Regions from separate parts of the Homo sapiens genome. Here region 2 is linked to region 1. A link is a loop called in an ENCODE intact Hi-C map of the cell type or tissue named here. Cell type or tissue: OCI-LY7. All regions are shown on one strand. Links, peaks and the distances in the headings refer to the core of each region. The heading gives the core; the rest is flanking DNA.

Evidence for each region. A loop is a pair of places that touch in the nucleus more often than their neighbours do. Peaks named below come from ENCODE experiments on the same cell type or tissue, not always from the same donor. Only the 100,000 strongest peaks of a DNase experiment are listed, where the experiment ranks them.
Region 2: a loop joins it to region 1, with 2.5 times the contacts of the local background. A loop is called at or near these places in 1 of 110 quality-filtered maps.

What each region holds. Positions count from the first base shown.
Region 1 is chr18:57,087,931-57,090,846 of GRCh38, reverse strand. No RefSeq gene overlaps it. Among named protein-coding and RNA genes, the nearest start is that of LINC-ROR, 17 kb to the right of the region's middle. In OCI-LY7, for the core only: no CTCF peak of the experiment used is centred there; a DNase peak (open chromatin) is centred at 1,766; H3K4me3 peaks cover 308 bases.
Region 2 is chr18:57,424,705-57,427,620 of GRCh38, reverse strand. No RefSeq gene overlaps it. Among named protein-coding and RNA genes, the nearest start is that of ONECUT2, 9.2 kb to the left of the region's middle. RefSeq lists a silencer at 1,167-1,216. In OCI-LY7, for the core only: no CTCF peak of the experiment used is centred there; a DNase peak (open chromatin) is centred at 1,280; H3K27ac peaks cover 1,469 bases.

The sequences.
Region 1 (2,916 bases), core at 212-2,711:
GGAGTCTCTGTGCACTCTCTTTGAATCTGTAGTTGGAAGAGGAGCCTAATGACTTCTTTGACCTAAGGATTGGGGTGGAAATGACACTATGTGACTTCTGAGGCTCAACCATAAAGCCATACAGCTTCCACCTTCGTGGCTAGGAACACGTGTTCTTGGAACCCTCCACCTCCATGCAAGAAGTTTCACTGTGCTGAGACCACCATGCTGGAGAGGCCACATGTCAACGCTATGATCAACAACCCCAGCTAAGCCCATCTTTCAGCTGGCCAGAGGCCACCCTGTAAATGGATATGCCAGCCCTGGCTCTTTCAGCCCCGGCTCTTTCAGCCCCAGCTCCAGCCATTTGAATCAAGCCAGAAGAGCCATCCATACAGCTTCCTGTCCCACGGAGCCGGTGAGCATCATAAATGCTGTTGTTTTATGCTCTTAAGGTTGGGGGTGGCTGGTTATGCCATCAATAACCAGAATATTTGGGAGCAGCCTTACACATTTGGTAGGATTGGATGAGAAAACACGGAAACAAATTTAATTTGGGGCCTGACTGTATTGCAATTTTTTCAAAGATTGTCTTGACCCAGTTTGAGACCCGGTTAGAGGCAGGTCCATTCTTCTTCCTGAAACTGATTACGTCCACACCCCCAACCACCTCCCTGATGGGGCTCTCACACTCAGGGTCACTCTTCCTCTGTTCTGATCACCCCAGGGCCAGGTACCAGAAAACAAGGGACAGCCTCAACTCCCTACAGTCCACTGAAATTATTCAAACTAGTCAATCCTAAACTGGCTGCCCCCCCGTTTCCTTCCGGTAGAAACTACTTGCCCTCCACTTCCCGAGCAACCTTCGGTGCTAGGCTGTGTTCTCCCCAGGAAGCTGTGAGTAACAACACTGAAAACTCTTCCTGGTTCCCCCTTTCCATCTGCACTGGCCTCACCACACTCCACCCAAGGGAATGTGGTTTAAACAGTGACATCGAGTGTGTCATTCATCTGGGTCACCTTCTTCACCTTTGCCCCTTCCTTTCATGTCCTAATTTTTTATCATTAAGAAGCAGCACATTTCTGAAAAGGCAAACATAATCAACCTGGCTGCAAGACAGACTAGGAGAAGAGTGAAGGTGTGTTGGTTTGCGGACTTTGGGAAGCACAGTGATGGGGCAGGGGCAGGCAGGGAGACCACAAGCAGATGATCTGTGGGTCCCTAATGGACCAGTGGCCCTGTCCTGCATGCTGTGGTGAGGGATAAACCATCCATAAAACTGTTTCCTTGGCCAGGTGCAGTGGCTCACACCTGTAATCCCAGCACTTTGGGAGGCTGAGGTGGGTGGATCACTTGAGGTCAGGAGTTTGAGACCAGCCTGGCCAACATGGTGAAACCCCATCTCTACTAAAAATACAAAAATTAGCCAGGCATGGTGGTGCATGCCTGTAATCCCAGCTACTCGGGGGCCTGAGGAAGAAGAATCGCTTCAACTTGGGAGGCGGAGATTACAGTGAGCCAAGATCACGCCACTGCACTCCAACCTGGGCAACAGAGACAGACTCCATCTCAAAATGAACAAACAAACAAAAACTTTTCCTTGACATCGTGAGTGTTATCCAATGCTCTAGTCGTTTACCGTATGGACTAGCATCTTGCCTCTGTGCATACTCACAAAATTACATAACACATGCACCCGGTTCAGTAAACATCCTGTGATTAAAACCTGGAAGTCTGATATTGCAGAGCCACCTGCAGACATGCTTCTCAAACTCCAGTGCACTCTGAGTTCCCCAGGGATCTCACTGAAGTGCAGATTCAGAGTCAGCAGCTCTGGGGCGGATCTGATGAGATTCTGCACAGCACCCAAGCTCCCAGGTGATGCCAGGGCTGCTGGTCCAAGACCACACTTTGAAGAGTGAGGACTTGCCAACCTTCAAGACCCAGTGCATCAGAACCCAGGATCCTGGGAAGTCTTTTGGGTCTATTCCCCGTGAGCAGGGTGGTTCCAGCTCTGAGGAAAACTTTCCATCACCCCAGAGAGTCCTGTGGCCACTTGAACGTGAACGGGTCTGACCAGCTCCTTTTCTCCCTGTCCTCCACCCCAACAAAATAAGATGATGGAGACCTTGAGTGCTAGGCCCTGCTTCTTTTTTCTTTTCTTTTCTTTTTTTTTTGTTTTTTGTTTTTTGTTGTGTTTTGTTTTTTGTTTTTTGAGACAGAGTTTCACTCTGTCGCCCAGGCTGGAATGCAGTGGTGCAATCTCGACTCATTGCAACCTCTGCCTCCCGGATTCAAGAGATTCTCCTGCCTCACCCTCCTGAGTAGCTGGGACTAGAGGCACCTGCCACCATGCCTGGCTAATTTTTGTATTTTTCGTAGAGACGGGGTTTCACCAGGATGGTCTTTAGTAGAGTGGGGCTGGCCAGGCTGGTCTTGAACTCCTGACCCCAGGTGATCCCCCTGCTTCAGCCTCCCAAAGTGCTGGGATTACAGGTGTGAGCCACCACGTCCAGCCTAGGCCCTGTTTCTATGCGACCCTGCCACAGGGATATAGGGCCCCAACTTCTTCCCTTGTGCCCATCTAATGCTTCCTTTCCAGCCTGTCTCCTCAGCTTTCTCCCCCCGCGCCCCCAGCCCTGTGGTCTCCCTGACTGATTGGTTCACACACCCAGCCCCACCCTCACCACTAACACACCCAGTCCGGGAAGTGTGAATATTTCTAGACTGATGTCATTATCTCCCGAGAAGTTCATTCCCTGGAGGCTTCTACCTTCACCAGGGAAACGTTTAGTGAGGAGGCAGCTGAGGAAAGAAGGCATCTTTGCTTTTTAAAATCCAAGTAAAGAAAATGTTAGAAATGTATAAAGAATGCAAGTGAAGGACGAAGTGGCAAGGACTCCAAATCCCCCACAAAATGTCTGCATTTCTTTATT
Region 2 (2,916 bases), core at 224-2,723, 340 kb before region 1:
CCGGTGGATCCGCGCGAGTTCCCGCCGGAGCAACAAGTCCTGGTGCTCGGAGAACCCAGAGGGCAGTAGGGGTCCAACGCCCCTCTCCCTGCCCTAGGACCCAGTCAGGAATGTCTGTTTTGAGAAGGAGGAGAATCTGGGTGTCCTCAGAACGATTTGGCACAGTTGTGCGGAGAATACCTGCTAGAGAAGCCACTATAGTTAGAGCTTCACAGCCGACACAGAAATGAGAAAGTATTTGATGTATTCAGACAGCCTGACAAAAGCCTTTTTAAATTATTATGATCTATATCAGAAAAACACTGGAAGCCGCATCATAGTCTTTTGGTATACGCATTTTATATCCTCTTCCTGGGTGGTTTTAAAGCCAAATGACTTTTCATTACAATTTGAAATTATTTTTAATACTATAGTTTAAAGAAATGATACATTATGCAGAAAACATATAGACTGTGTTGTCCAAAAACATTAAAGATTTAAGCGCTTCATCTTCAGTGTTTCATATTTTTCTCTCTCTGAAACGACTCAAGTATTTACTATCTTTTTTTATTGGTGAAATGTGTTCTTCAGACTTTATCCTGGAAAGAGTTGAGCACTGACTCCTTGGAGATCAGATATAGAGAGTAAAAAAGGAACCTCGCCACTACATCTCCTGCTACATAGTCCATGGGGCTGAGGATAGGTCACTGCACACAAAATGGCTGTTCCTCTCTCCCTTACTGAGATGGACTAATGGATTTTGTAACTGTTTTCCAACTATCAGACTGAGGAAACCTGGTTTGGGGGCTTCGTGTTGACAGAGACCAAATAGGATGCCCTGTGTCAAATTCTTTACCTTATCAACATAATTTGATAACAAGGTAGTGGAATTATTAAGGGAATTCTGAAACATCAAGTTTTGAAATACCATTTGTAATTATAAAATTTCCCATTTAATTCTTGGAGAACGGTGTGGGTTATGGTTGACTTCAATTTCTAGTAAAGTGAGATGGGGTGGGTGAAGATATTTTTAAGAATTCACAACCCTCCCCCCCTTGGTTAGAGCCATATGATTAAAGCAAATATTCTTTGTGTTTTGAAGGGACATAGTTTTTGCCTTTGTAGATGTTGCTCCTTCAGCGTCTGAACCACTTCTACCTCCACTGTACCTGGTGAATGCCAGCTCCTATCTGAAGTTTCAGTGCTCATTTCTAGACCTCTACACTGAACCGTTTCTACCCCACTGCACCTGGTAGAGTGGTGGGTGAACTTCCTATCTGAAGTTTCAGTGCTCTTTTCTAGAGCTCTTTGATGCTATTTCATCTGGCGAATGCCAGCTCATATTTGAAGTTTCAGTTATCACTTCTACATCTCTTCTGTGCAACTATTTGCATATCAAATTTCCTTAAAAAAGTTTTTTTTTTTTTTTTTTGAGACAGTGTCTCGCTCTGTTGCCCAGACTGGAGTGCAGTGGTACAATCTGGGCTCACTGCAACCTCCACCTCCCGTTCGTTAGCCTCCTGAGTAGCTGGGATTACAGGCACGTGCCACCATGCCTGGCTAATTTTTGTATTTTTAGTAGAGATGGGGTTTCACCATGTTGGCCAGACTGGTCTCCAACTCCTGACCTCAGGTGATCCACCCACCTCAGCCTCCCAAAGTGCTGGGATTACAGGCATGAGCCACCACACCCAGCCTCCTTCAAAAAGTTTTAAACTTTATTTCATGCCCTATACTTTCCAGCTTTTACTCCCCAGTTGGTATTCTAAATTTCATTTTTTAGGGCTTCCTTTTTACTTAAATGATACCATTCATAGTGGTACCTAATACCATGAGATTGCGTAGCATACTTTGGAAAAAATCACGTCTAAGCCTGGTTTAGATTTTTAAAATTTTCTTTAACTTGACTCTTGCATCAAGAAGGATTTGCCCTTGTTAAATATTATAACTTAACTGGAAGACAAATGAGACAGTGACCAGGTGCAGTAATTAGGATACGAGAGAGTGCTTGGAAATTGTGAAGTGTTCTACAAAAATTATGATAATAATTCATTAATTTTATTTTCATTTAAGACTTATTTGAGTGCCTACTATGTGCCTATTAGAATTTTTGGTTGCAAGCAACAGAAGCTGCCTTAGACAAAAAAGTAGGAAAGAACGTCTGAGGAAGAAACCAAATAATTCAGGAAGAATAAATGAGGAAGAAGTGATAGGAAGGCAGGAGAGTGAAGCAGGAACCAATTCCTAGTTCCAAGGGAGACTAGGAATAGGAACAAAGCCAAGATCATGCCCTGCAATAGACTGGTTTAGGAAGCCTCTGCTGACCCACTTGTCTCTGCTGCTGCTGCCGCAGCCAAGAGTAACGTCCACACTGTCCTATGTTTTCGTGTCACTTCTACAAGAGCCAATTAGGGTGTGACCTCTCCTAGAGCATATACTAGAGTCCTGGCCGCCAGGGACTGAGAAAGGAGCACTGCATTTCACCTGTACTGCACACTTTAGGGAGTCACCTCAAAATAGAGTGTTTGAATAGTGGTCAGTAAAAACAAAAACAAATAAATAAAAAGCACCCAAAAATATGTCACCACATAAGTGCTCGCAAGAGAACCATGAATAAGTTAGATGTGGTCCCTGTTCTCATGGACCTTACATTTTAGTGAGGTGATGATGATAACTCCATTTTCTGTATAAAGAGAAAAAACAGTCAGATCCCATCTCAAAGTAATGGACTAAGTTTCCACCTGTTTTTTGTTTGTTTGTTTGTTTGTTTTTTCTTGTTCTCTTTTGACGTGATTGGATGTTGGTCAGAGGAAGTTATAAATGACTGGTTTAGGAGGAATTAGGTCTACTCCATCACCCTCTTAAGGTCAAGGGTGCAGTGAAAACAAGTCCTGGATCAAGAGGCAGGGCCTGCATTCTGGTCCCAATCCTATTATT